Linked DNA regions of Homo sapiens: regions 2, 3 and 4 are each linked to region 1. A link is a contact called in ENCODE Hi-C or POLR2A ChIA-PET data. All regions are on one chromosome and are shown on one strand. Each heading gives the region's core, a stretch centred on a gene start or an enhancer-like site at or near the end of the contact. The rest is flanking DNA. Distances are from core to core; before and after follow the strand shown. Region 1 holds the start of AIM2 (absent in melanoma 2). Region 2 holds the start of DCAF8 (DDB1 and CUL4 associated factor 8). Region 3 has its middle 41 kb from the start of FCRL5. Region 4 has its middle 25 kb from the start of FCRL3.

Region 1 (2,947 bases), core at 249-2,748:
CTTACATTTTAGGAGCATGAGGCAGAGAATAAACAAACAAATGACATATACCGTATGTCAGATGATGGTCAGTAACACGTGTGGGAAAAGATAATGTGGGGAAGAGGTAGAGAACATGCTGGTCAGAGAAGCCCCACAGATAAGGTGCTATTTGAGCTGAAAGCTGGCAAAAGTGTAGAAACAAGCCTTGCAGTAGAAAGTGAAGGAGGTCCTGCAGCTCTGGGCTGATTACCTGGGCATGGTTAGGTGCTCTTCCTCTGCTCCTTGAGCATCTTGAGCATGCTTTAATTATAACACTTATCATCATGTCCTATTGTGATTATTAAATCACATGTCTGTTTTCATGACTTGGCAGAGCCGCTCAACATCTGGAACTTTGTCTTACTAACTTTTATATTCTCAGAATCTAATACATCATATTAGATGTTCAGTGCATAATTGTTAATTCAATGAATAAGAAAGGAAAACCTCAAGTAAATTGCTGACTAGAATCAAGCCCTCAAGCTCTGAATTTAGGGTTAGGAGCCTGGGTTAGGAAGAAAGACTGTATATATGCTTTTGAGGCAAGCAGTCAGTGAGGGAATGAGGCATGATTACTTGCAGGTGGCTACAAGCAATAAAAATGCGGTCAAAAAGGTTAGCAGAGGGATTGCCCCACTAGTAGATAGGAACTGTTACAACAGCCTGTGACAATGAAGACAGATTGCAAACTTCCTACTTAGGCACAGATGAGAATGTAACACAGAAGAAACTGGCCGCAACTGGTTAAAGCCAAGATGGTCGAAAACTTGGCTGACTGCTGACCCTTAGCTTCATTATGCCCTTAATATCATAAAACTTCCATGGGGAAATTCCCACTCCCATCATGCACCTGACGCCATGACAGTTCCGGATTAACCATCTTTAGTCAAGAAAAGGGTGGCACCCCGATTCCGGGAATTGCCCGCCCATTTCCCAGAAAACCCCTCCCCTTGATTACAGAGTACTCCATACCTTCATTGTGCTTATTCATATAGTACGTGAACCACATTGCCTGTGACTCAAATCTTTGAGTGCCTGCACTCCTCCCTTGAGGGTGTCGTTGGTTTTGCTCCACAATAAAATGTCTATACTTTCGCTTGGGTCTCATTTTCAGATTCTCTTATGCTTTGAAGACAAGAACCTGCACTGCCCTACTGGCAACACTTTTAGATACCCTCTGAGATCAGTGTGCTTGTTTATACCAGAAAAATGTCATCACCAGGCCCCTTAGTCACAAAGTGTATCAAGAAGTCATCTGCGGTCATTTTTTACAGTTTCTAGGCCACTTTCTGTTTCCAATCAGTGTAGTTCCTATGTGGCATGACTCAGATACAAGTTTCTATAGACATTTTCTTCTGTGGCTGCTAGTGAGAACCCAAACCAGCTCAGCCAATTAGAGCTCCAGTTGTCACTCCTACCCACACTGGGCCTGGGGGTGAAGGGAAGTGTTTATTAGGGGTACATGTGAAGCCGTCCAGAAGTGTCAGAGTCTTTGTAGCTTTGAAAGTCACCTAGGTTATTTGGGCATGCTCTCCTGAGTCCTCTGCTAGTTAAGCTCTCTGAAAAGAAGGTGGCAGACCCGGTTTGCTGATCGCCCCAGGGATCAGGAGGTAAGCACCATAGAGGAGCTGGGTTAGAGACGAGAGACTTAACCGTTTCTCTGCTGAAAAAGACAACTGAGGAAAGGCCAGCCATGCTGTGCACACCTCTGAGAACCTGAACCTGCAAACATGGACATCAGCTCTGAAAGGATGGGTTCATTTCTCTTTTATTCACTTTAGCCATGTCCTCTGGTGTCTCTGAGCTGGTGTTCCTTAAGCTTCGGCTTCCTTTGGGGTTTGTCTATCAGCCTATTTGTAAGGCTGACTTTTATGCCAATAGCAAATACAAGCATTTTTTAAGTTAACAGATATTATGAAGTAAAATGCAAGTTTTTCATTTATAAGGCAACATAACTTCAGAGAAAAAACTGAGTCAATCACATAAAATGTGATTAAAATGTGATTGTTATTATATAAGAGGGTTATAGGAAGATTAGCTTCTTATGGACAAGTAGAAAAGTAGGAATCATCCAAGCTGATTGTCACAGTAGATATTCAACAAAGGTAGTGTCCTTCCTTGCTTTCATCAGTAGGATGGGGGCATTTGGATGGCTTTATCATTGCAAATATTTTTAATGTATTCCTTATTTTGAAAATGGTCCTGATAATAGTTTTAATTTTCACTCATGAACTCTACATGTATAAGTAGAGTTTCTCCAGCGCTTACCAACATATAGGAAAAAACATTATAAGGCCATTAACAGTGATAGTTTAGAATTTATTAACATTGACTCTACTGATGGGGGTATTCAAGCTTCCCTAAAATTCACAATCAGTTATTTTCAGCTCATAAACATCTTTTCCTGTTCTTTGGCTTATTTCTTCCACTTTATATGTTGCTGCTCTGGAAGTCATTAATTGCTAATAATGTCAAACATCTTTTTTATGTTTATTGGATATTTGAGCAAATTGCTCATTCACATCTTTTGCACACTTTTCAAATAGACTGTTGTTTTCTTATTGATACATGGTTCTCCATGTATTCCAAAAGCAAAACCTCTATTAGCTCTCTCTCTCTCTCTCTCTCTCTATATATATATATATAGCAGGTATAGCCATATATATATGTGTGTGTGTGTGTGTGTGTGTGTGTGTGTGTGTGTGTGTATTGCAGGTATCTGCCCAGTTTTTGCCTTGTATAATCACTTTGTTTAGTGTGTGTGTGTGCACGGATGTGTGTGTTTCCTACAAAGAAATTGAGAATATGCATGCAATCACATTTGACAAATTTTTTTTTTCTGGCTTGTCCTTTTTGTGCCTTATTTAAGGAACCTCCTTCTACTTCAATGTATTGAGAAATTCTGTGTTTTATTCAACATCATTAC
Region 2 (2,989 bases), core at 465-2,964, 1.2 Mb before region 1:
GGAATTCAATAGTTGTTGACTGAATGAATGAAAGAATGAATAGGACGGTGGGGCATTAAATAGCTACTTTGTGCTGTAGCCCTCTTCTAGGTGTTGAGATTACAAAGATGATAAAAACACAGTCCTTGCCCTCAAGAATTTATATTCTAGTAGTATAGCTGGATCACAAACATAATTTTAGATTAAATGTTATAGGTAAAAAATGTTATTAAAAAAACAGTGCAGAGTAAGGGGATAGAGGAGGATGACATGAGGTTCCATTTTAGTTACAATAGTCAAGAGCTGCCTGTGTTAGGAAGTAGGATTTCAATAGACACCTCAAGTCTAGTAAATATCTAGTAGATGGACATTCCAAGAAAAGGAAAAAAACCCTAGGGCTGGGACATGCTTTGACTGGAGTGACAGTAAGGCTAGTGAGGCTAGAGCAGAGCTAGGCAGTGTGGGAGGAGATGAATCAGATAAATAGGCAGGTGCTAGATCAGATCATGTAGGGTCCTCCTTAGAGGCAATTCATTTTTTGATGGCCTCTAAGGCTATCATACTTTTGACTTTTATTATGTGATGGGAATTGGAGGTTTTGAGCAGGGTGGGGACTGGGGAAATAATACGACATTACTTTTTTTTTGAGACGGAGTCTCATTCCATTGCCCAGCCTGGAGTGCAGTGGTGCGATCTCAGCTCACTGCAACCTCCGCCTCCGGGTTCAAGCAATTCTCCTGCCTCAGCCTCCCAAGTAGCTGGGATTGCAGGCGCGCTCCACCATGCCGGGTAATTTTTTTTTTTTTTTGTATTTTTCGTAGAGACGGGTTTCACCATGTTGGCCTGGTTTCAAACGAGTTTCGAACTCCTGACCTCAAGTGATCCGCCCACATCCGCCTCCCAAAGTGCTAGGATTACAGGCATGAGCCACCGCGCCCGGCCAGACCTTACATTTTTAAAAAGCACTCTGGCTGCCTTATGTTTAACTGTAATGGCAATAATGGAAGTAGACAAACGAGGTAAGTTTCTATTGCGGTAGTCTTAAGTAATATGTAATGACTTGGAATAGGAGAGTAGCGGTAGGGGAGGTGAGAAAGGGTCAGATTTTTGCACCCTGGGCTTCTGGTAAGAAAAAAAAAAAAAATACCCCAGCCTGGCAGCTGGGAGTAATCCTCTGCAGGGTTACTGTAGGTGTCATAACGAAACAGAGTACAAAAGTCACCCCACATCACCCGGCCCACTCTTGGGAACCTTTACCCACACCACCTCTCTTCAGAAAAGAGCTTCTGGAATAGCTACACCTCAAGCTACTGAGCCCCTTCTTTAAAAATACGTAAATGGGGACTCTCAGGGGAAAATGGGCCTCGATAGTATAGAAACCACTTAAGGAAACAAAGCCCTGAAAGGAAACGGGGATTTTCAGAAGAAATCCTTGTGGCAATCATTGCTCGTTCCAGTGTTCAAAAACGGCAAAACTGGCCATCATCCAGGAAGTGGCCTGCCAATCCGCTGGAAATTTAGTTTATTTCTATCACAACTCTGGGTAGCCCCTAACTCGCATTTGTTTAGAGTATCACAAGATAAGCAAGCCCGAAGAAACTACAAAAACAACTTTGCCTCTTCGGTAATGCGCAGGCGCCTCTCGCTCTGTTTTCCGTTGGCCTTAAGCCCCGCCCCTTGTGCGTCCTTCGAGGAGGGTTGCGAGCCGTGAGCTCGCGCGACCACTCTTCCCTCAGTCTTCTCGAGCACATCGTCGCAAACGGGGCCGGAAAGCGTGGCAGCGCAGGCGCAAGCGCAGAGAGCGGAGGCGGTGGTGGTGGCGGCCGCTGGCCAGTGTAAGATGGCGGCGGCGTTGGTGGTGGCAGTGGACGGGGCGGCTGGGCCTGGAACAGTCGGAGCAGCCGCTAGCAGAAGGATGACCCAAGACGGGAAGCGGGCTGCTGAGCCTCGCCGATTCCCGTGCTTGTAACTGCCCCAGCCGGACACCCCCCCTCCCTTGACCTACCCGGTCTGTGTCTCGTTCCGGCTCGGCCTGCGCCCCCCCTCGCTTCCCAGCCGGTTTCCCCTAAGGATGGGCCTGACCCGTATCCCAAGCTCTTAGCGCTCAGGTCTTTTCCTTCCGCCGACCCGAAGTCATCGCTGGGAGTACTGGTTGCCCTTTCCTCAGGTCAGCCCTGGTGTTGCCCCCAAGAGCCAGCCGCACAGTTCACAGGGACGCCTTGCTTCGTTGGGTGACCCATGTGTGCGCTCCTATTTCTCCCCTTAGATTGAGGGACACGGCTCGCCCTGCGTCTCCCCGTCACCTCAGGGCCACCGCGCAATGTGTCCCCCTCCCCCATCCCAAGTTCCCAGGCCCAGCACCTTGTACGGAAGGCGGAGGTCCAAGAATTCCGGAGTCGGTTGTTGTCTTGTGGTCTTGTACCCTTTGTAATATAATTATCTTAGTTTACCTCCTCTAACTCCCAAATCTTTTAGGATATCTTAGAACGGTCCCATTTGGTCCCTGTTAGTTGGAAAGCATCTGGTGGCTTGAATTTCTGACTCATGATTGTTACTGGAGTCTCTGTAAACAAACCGGCACTAGCGCTATCACATTCTCTCCGGGATTTCCCCCCCTGCTCTGTGGCTTCTTGTTGAGAGGTTGTTTGGTTATGGTTTAGCGTTGAAAAGATTCAGGTTATCCTTTTAAATGACTTTACGTTTTAGTGGAGCTGGGAGATTACTTGCCTGGCTTCTAATCTTCATGTTGGTTCATTTTATTTCCATATGTGTGTGGGTTATTTGTTCAGTAATTAGAATTAGATAAAGTATTCTGCTTTTAAGTAGTTTTGAGAAGGCCTAAAAATACTAAAGTGTATTCATAAATATTTTTATTATGTTCAGTAGAAGACACACCTTTGCCATGTAAATTTTAACTTTTCTCAGTCCTTCAGTGAATCTACAGACCTATTTTCTCAGGAGCTCAGCCTGGCCTTACTTCAGTGATAAAAGGAGGAAAGGTGAGTGGGAG
Region 3 (2,840 bases), core at 246-2,745, 1.6 Mb after region 1:
ATTCACATGTTCATCTCACCCAGAGAGACCCTCACAAAACACTCAGAATCATGTTTGACCAAATGTCTGGACACTCTGTGGCCCAGTCAAGTTGACACATAAACTTAATCATCACAATCACAAAGGTGGTCTCTTGGCTGCACACATTTTTGGGGATTGTTTCTCAGTTGGTTCAGATCTCTGAGCTGTTACTTTTAGGGTCTCCTCAAAGAGAAGAGAGGCCCGGCTTCCCTCACATTTGTGGTTAAAAGAAATATTCTAAGATTATGCCCACTTCCTCTTTTTGTTTTGTCTTTTGTCACTTCTCAAAGTCCACCTGTCTCTTTGACATCTAGCTGACCTGTTTCATGTCTCCTAATTTTACCTCAACTAACCAACTTTATTGTCTTTGCCCTCTTCCAATCTCCTCTGATTAATACTGCCCACTCAACAGAGAGCTTGCCATAAGAATAACTACTACTTATTAGGAATTAATGTGTCATACCTTATGCTAAGCTTTTTGCATAAATTATCTTATTTAGGGTGCATAACAGGCCTATGCAATACTTATTCATTACTGTCCCTGTTCCTGGAACCAAGCTGAGTTCAGCTGTGTTTTCTCAAGGCCCAATAATGAGAAGCAGACAAACTAGGAAAGAAGGGAACTTATTGCTGTAACCAGATACAGTGAGAAGGTCAGAGATAATTCTATCAGTCCAACTCAAAGTGTTACAGTTTTCTCAGTGCTTATATAGGTTGGGATTATGTGCCTCTGTGCAGTATAGCATTCACCTAAGTCTATTGGTAACTAATTTTGTTTCAACTAGAAGGTCAGAGGCAAAAAAAAAGCTTGCTAAGTCCAATTAAAAGGCCTCCAATACCTTCAAGGCCTGTCTACTGTGGTACTGGAGTGATTATTTCTCTCTTATCTCCTTTATGGCTTGGTCCGGAGAGCTGTCTTAGACTCTCCAATGAATCTATTCAAACAGCTGCCTCTGTTACCTTGACTCGTCTCAGATTTCATTGACCAGAGACAGGTCCTGGCACTAGGAATCTATGACTGTCTCTATTATTTTGGCTTGCTCCAGGTTAGGGAGAAGCCCATGCAAGGCTCCTACTGACCATATGTTTCATTTCCAGCTTTGATGTCTGGGCACCGATTTCTCTAGGTTTAACTATTTGCTCAATGTTAAGGCAGTGCTGTGGAAATTTGTCTGTGTAGCTGGGGTGCTATGCAGGCCTGTCTGTGTGACTGTCATGCAGGCCTGTCTGTGTGACTATCAGGGAGAATTGGCCTGCCACATCCCTATTTTACAGATGAGGTAACTGAGACTTAAAGAAATTAGTTTAGACTAAGACCACACAATAGTAAGTCAGAGCTAGAACTGTGCATCCCTGGAGTCCATGCTTAGTCACTTCACCAAATGTCCTCAGTGAGTATCGTGGGCCACAGAGTCCTATTTGGGGAGAGGCATTTGTGAAGCAGGAAGAGAGCACACGAGACTTGGAGCCGGAAGGCCTGGCTCCTGTACAGGCCACTACCCGTTGCTGTTTAACCTCTCTGAGCTCTGGTTACCTCATCTATAAAACTGGAAAAGAAATAACAGCTGCTTGACTGAATTACATATGGAAGGAGGTAAGGTTTGAGAACGCTATGCAGATGTTCACGGAAGCAGGTGGGGAGGTGCCTGTGTTTGTTACCAAGTTTGCATTGCTTTCTGTTTGCCTTTCTTGGTCCCTCCCCCATCATTACAGTGGAGCAGCTGCTGAATTGCAAAAACATACTTCAGGGCCAGGCGCGGTGGCTCACGCCTGCAATCCCAGCACTTTGGGAGGCCGAGGCGGGTGGATCATGAGGTCAGGATATCGAGACCATCCTGGCTAACACGGTGAAACCCCATCTCTACTAAAAATATAAAAACTTAGCCAGGCGTGGTGGCGGGCGCCTGTAGTCCCAGATACTCGGGAGGCTGAGGCAGGAGAATGCCGTGAACCCAGAGGCAGAGCTTGCAGTGAGCTGAGATTGCGCCACTGCACTCCAGCCTGGGTGACAGGGCGAGACTCCGTCTCAAAAAACAAAAAACAAAAAGCATACTTCAGAAGAAAATGATGGAAAATAATCTGGTCTTCTTTTTAATGTGAGGGGAATGGGATAATTAGATGGGAGGTGTGGGAATGCATAAACTCAACATTTCAGGGATTACATAAATTCATAAAATCTTTCTGATGTGAATGTTCTTTAATTATTTTCCAGAGAAATAAAAGCAAAGGGGTGATGTCCCCAGAGACACTCTTCCGGGTGGCTTATTGACAAAAGAACATATTTGCTTATAAGAAGGCTGTGAATAAATACAAATTTCGTGGGTGGGGCCCAGCATATCCTGCAGCTCTACATTTCTTGGCATCAGGCAGTTTAAGAGATTAAGGACTCTGATGAAAAGAGACAAAATGAGAGTGTTCAGGCTGCTGGGTGCCTCAGGGACGTGTCCTCCACGCCCGGCCTCAGCCTCCCTTCCCATCTCTCCACCATTGCTCTCGTCCATCTTATGTGTTTGTCCCACACCTCTGAACACCATGTCCACCTGTGTCTCCAAGTGGGGCACCACAGAGCAAACCCGATGGATAGATCTGGTCCAGAGGCGGCCTTGTGGCCATGTTGGTGGATGGAGGAGAGCTGGGGGAAGACATGGGAGAATAAGGCTTAGAGGCAGGTGCCCCTCACTTGCCTTCCTTCCATCTGACCAAGCAGTGCTCTTTGTCAGGGTCACTGTCACCTGGCCTCACCAAAAATAGAATGAGCTCTGCGTGGGAAGGGAAGAAGGAGGAGGTGCTGTGGCCATAACCATGGGGTAACAGGGGCG
Region 4 (2,796 bases), core at 149-2,648, 1.4 Mb after region 1:
GGTGGGGGGTGCCTGTAGTCCCAGCTACTCTGGAGGCTGAGGCAGGAGAATGGCATAAACCCGGGGAGGCAGAGCTTGCAGCGACAGAGCGAGACTCCATCTCAAAAAATGAAATAAAATAAAATAAAATAAAAATGAAAGTAAAAAAGCCATCTAATCCTGTTTCAGCCCACAGATTTATTTTGTTTTACTTGCACTTTTTTTGCATTAACAAACTTACATTTGTTGACAAGATGGCTTCAGGCTCTTACTATTAAACTGTACCTTGGAAATACCAAATAAACAAGAGACAAACTTTTGCCTATCAAAAAACCTGTAAAATTGTCATAAATACATGAGGAAACAAACACAGGGAAGCAGAAGCTGCTTAGAGAGGAAGAGGCAAATTAGAGGTAAGAGAATGCTTTCTGAATGAGATCTTTTCTCTCCCCCAGATCTTTCCAAGCTGCTCATTTCCTATTCCAGCAGGGCAATTATTCTACCAACCAGTGGTAGTGGAGTAATTACTAGGATGGTATTAGAACCCAGCCACTGTGGGAAGCAGATAGCAATAGGCACAAATGTACTGCTCCCAAGAATTCCTGTCTCACCACCATACACAGTGGGGTGGGCAACTAGGGAATGACTGTGTCCAGCTAGAGCTCTAGAGGTTTTCTGCCCGAGACTAATCCTCAACACTCTCTCAACACACCAATTCATGACAAGTTAAATAACAGCCAACAAGAGATAATAAATATGAAAATTATAATTGTCAAAATAAGTACCTGACAGATGAATTGATTAGCATACAGAATAATACTAAAGAAAAAAACATAGTGAGCTGGAAGGCCAGGAAAAACTCTCCTAAAAATACCAAGAAGAGGTACAGAGAAGGAGAGTATACAAGTTAAGAAATATGAATGATGGCATAGGAAGTGTCAGTATCTGTATGATTCATGTACTGCATACAGGTACAAATAAGAGAAGAAAACTTATGGAAAAAATAATAACCCCAAATTTTACAAAATCAGAGAAAGACTAAAGATTTCACAATGAAAAGTATCATAATTTGCTAACTGAATTGATTTTAAAAACCTAAATATTAAAGTAAAATTTGGGAATATCAATGAACAAGGAAAAATTTTGAAATACTAAAGAACATAAAGCATTATCTATAAGTCACAGGAATGAGAATAGCCTAAGACTTCTTAACAATAACATTAAATGTAAGAAGTCAATGGAAAATGTTTTCAAAGTGTTCAAAGAAAAAAGGCAAACTTGTTATTTTATATCCATCTAGACTTTTATTTAATTGCGAGGGTGAATGAAGATTTTTTCTTTGGTATTACAGCCCTCAAAATCTTAAGACACACACGAACATGCACACACACACACACACACACACATGCAAACCACTAAAAACACTTTTAGAGGAAGTGCTACAGCAAGATGAAAAATAAATGCAGAAATAGGCCACAAGATAGGGAAAATGAGTTTGAATAAATAAAATAATAAAATTTTGTTCTTTAAACCATGAGAAACACACATGGAAAGAAGAAGTAAAATAAAATTCTATTATTTAAACTCAAGAATGATAATGTGATAGAAGAGTGGGGAGGAAGTTGTTTTGAAGACATGTAAATGAATGTTGTTATTCATCTTAGTAAGTGAGTAATTACCACCAGAAACAAGAATAGAATGACCTTCAAAGCAGCATAGGAAAATCCACCCCCTTACCCTGTTGAGCCTCCTGTGGCTGCCACTGAGCAGAATATGGCTGTCCCTCCCATGTACACTGATCTTGACAAATGTACCAGGGATGTCTTCACCAAGCGGTATAGATTAGGATTAATAAAGCTTCATTTGAAAACAAAATATGGGAATAGACTGGATGTTACAAGCTCAGGCTCAGCCAATCCTGAGGCCATCAAAGTGACAGGTAGTCTGGAAACCAAGAACAGATGGATCAAATGTGGCCTGACATTTACAGAGAAGTGGAACACTGACAAGACATTAGGTGCAGAGTTACTGGAGAAGATGAGCTTTTTACATGGACTAAAGTTGACCTGTGATTCAGCCTCCTCACCTAACACTGGGGGCAAAATGCTAAAATCAAGACAGGGTACAAGTGAGAGTACATCAACCTGGGCTGCAACGTGGATTTTGACATCTCCAGGACTTTCATCCAAGGTGCTCTCATGCTGAGTTACAAGGACTGGCTGGCTGGATACCAAATACATTTTGAGATCAAAGAGTCCCAGGTGACCTAAAATGACTTTTTGTGGTTGGCTTCAAGACTGATGAATTCCAGCATCACACTAATATAAATGACAGTGTTTGGCACCTCCACTTACCAGAAGGTGAGCAAGACTTTGGAGATCACTGTCAATCATGCATGGACATTAGGAAACAATAACACTTGCTTTGGAACAGCAGCCAAGTAGCACATAGATCCTGACAGCTTCTTCTCAGCTAAAGTGAACAACTCCCATGAGAGGATTAGGATACATTCAGACTCCAAGGCAGTTATCGAACTAATTCTGTGAGTCCTGAGAGATGACAAAAACGTCAGTGCTGGTCTAAAACGAGCTTGGTCTAAGACTGGATTTTTTTTTTTTTTTTTTTGGAGATGGAGTCTCGTTTTGTTGCCCAGGCTGGAGTGCAGTGACACTATCTCGGTTCACTACAACCTCCACCTCCTGGGTTCAAGCGATTATTGTGCCTCAGCCTCTCAAGTAGTTGGGATTACAGGCATGCACCACCATGCCCAGCTAATTTTTGTATTTTCAGTAGAGATAGGGTTTCACCATGTTGGTC

Evidence for each region. Hi-C counts contacts between places; a loop is a spot of excess contacts on that map. ChIA-PET counts read pairs that join two places held with the same protein, here RNA polymerase II (POLR2A). Pooled maps may share reads with other maps.
Region 2: a map of naive thymus-derived CD4-positive, alpha-beta T cell shows a loop between it and region 1 (7-fold over the local background). The contact joins the promoter of DCAF8 here to the promoter of AIM2 in region 1. A Hi-C loop is called at or near these places in 1 of 168 maps with a recorded cell type or tissue (naive thymus-derived CD4-positive, alpha-beta T cell) and 7 of 50 pooled maps. POLR2A ChIA-PET finds 5 or more read pairs at or near these places in 1 of 52 experiments (activated CD4-positive, alpha-beta T cell).
Region 3: a pooled map shows a loop between it and region 1 (6-fold over the local background). The contact joins the enhancer-like site here to the promoter of AIM2 in region 1. A Hi-C loop is called at or near these places in 2 of 37 single-sample maps with no recorded cell type and 2 of 50 pooled maps.
Region 4: a loop to region 1 is called in a pooled map, with 2.9 times the contacts of the local background. The contact joins the enhancer-like site here to the promoter of AIM2 in region 1. A Hi-C loop is called at or near these places in 1 of 168 maps with a recorded cell type or tissue (B cell), 1 of 37 single-sample maps with no recorded cell type and 2 of 50 pooled maps.

Annotation. Positions count from the first base shown.
Region 1 is chr1:159,075,317-159,078,263 of GRCh38, reverse strand. It overlaps AIM2 (absent in melanoma 2), which reads left to right and starts at 1,498. Exons shown (of 6, transcript NM_004833.3): 1 at 1,498-1,631. RefSeq lists an enhancer at 757-1,056.
Region 2 is chr1:160,261,274-160,264,262 of GRCh38, reverse strand. It overlaps DCAF8 (DDB1 and CUL4 associated factor 8), which reads left to right and starts at 1,714. Exons shown (of 14, transcript NM_015726.4): 1 at 1,714-1,814; 2 at 2,905-2,978. It overlaps DCAF8-DT (DCAF8 divergent transcript), which reads right to left and starts at 2,514. Exons shown (of 2, transcript NR_147618.1): 1 at 2,341-2,514; 2 at 1,485-1,862. RefSeq lists enhancers at 1,630-1,899, 2,530-2,659, 1,831-2,779.
Region 3 is chr1:157,509,691-157,512,530 of GRCh38, reverse strand. No RefSeq gene overlaps it. Among named protein-coding and RNA genes, the nearest start is that of FCRL5, 41 kb to the left of the region's middle. Within about 2 kb of position 1,495, at least 4 of the 41 ENCODE cell types and tissues checked have a DNase peak (open chromatin) inside an H3K27ac peak, as active enhancers do.
Region 4 is chr1:157,723,978-157,726,773 of GRCh38, reverse strand. It overlaps the pseudogene VDAC1P9. Among named protein-coding and RNA genes, the nearest start is that of FCRL3, 25 kb to the right of the region's middle. Within about 2 kb of position 1,398, at least 5 of the 41 ENCODE cell types and tissues checked have a DNase peak (open chromatin) inside an H3K27ac peak, as active enhancers do; they include B cell, where a contact is called at or near this core.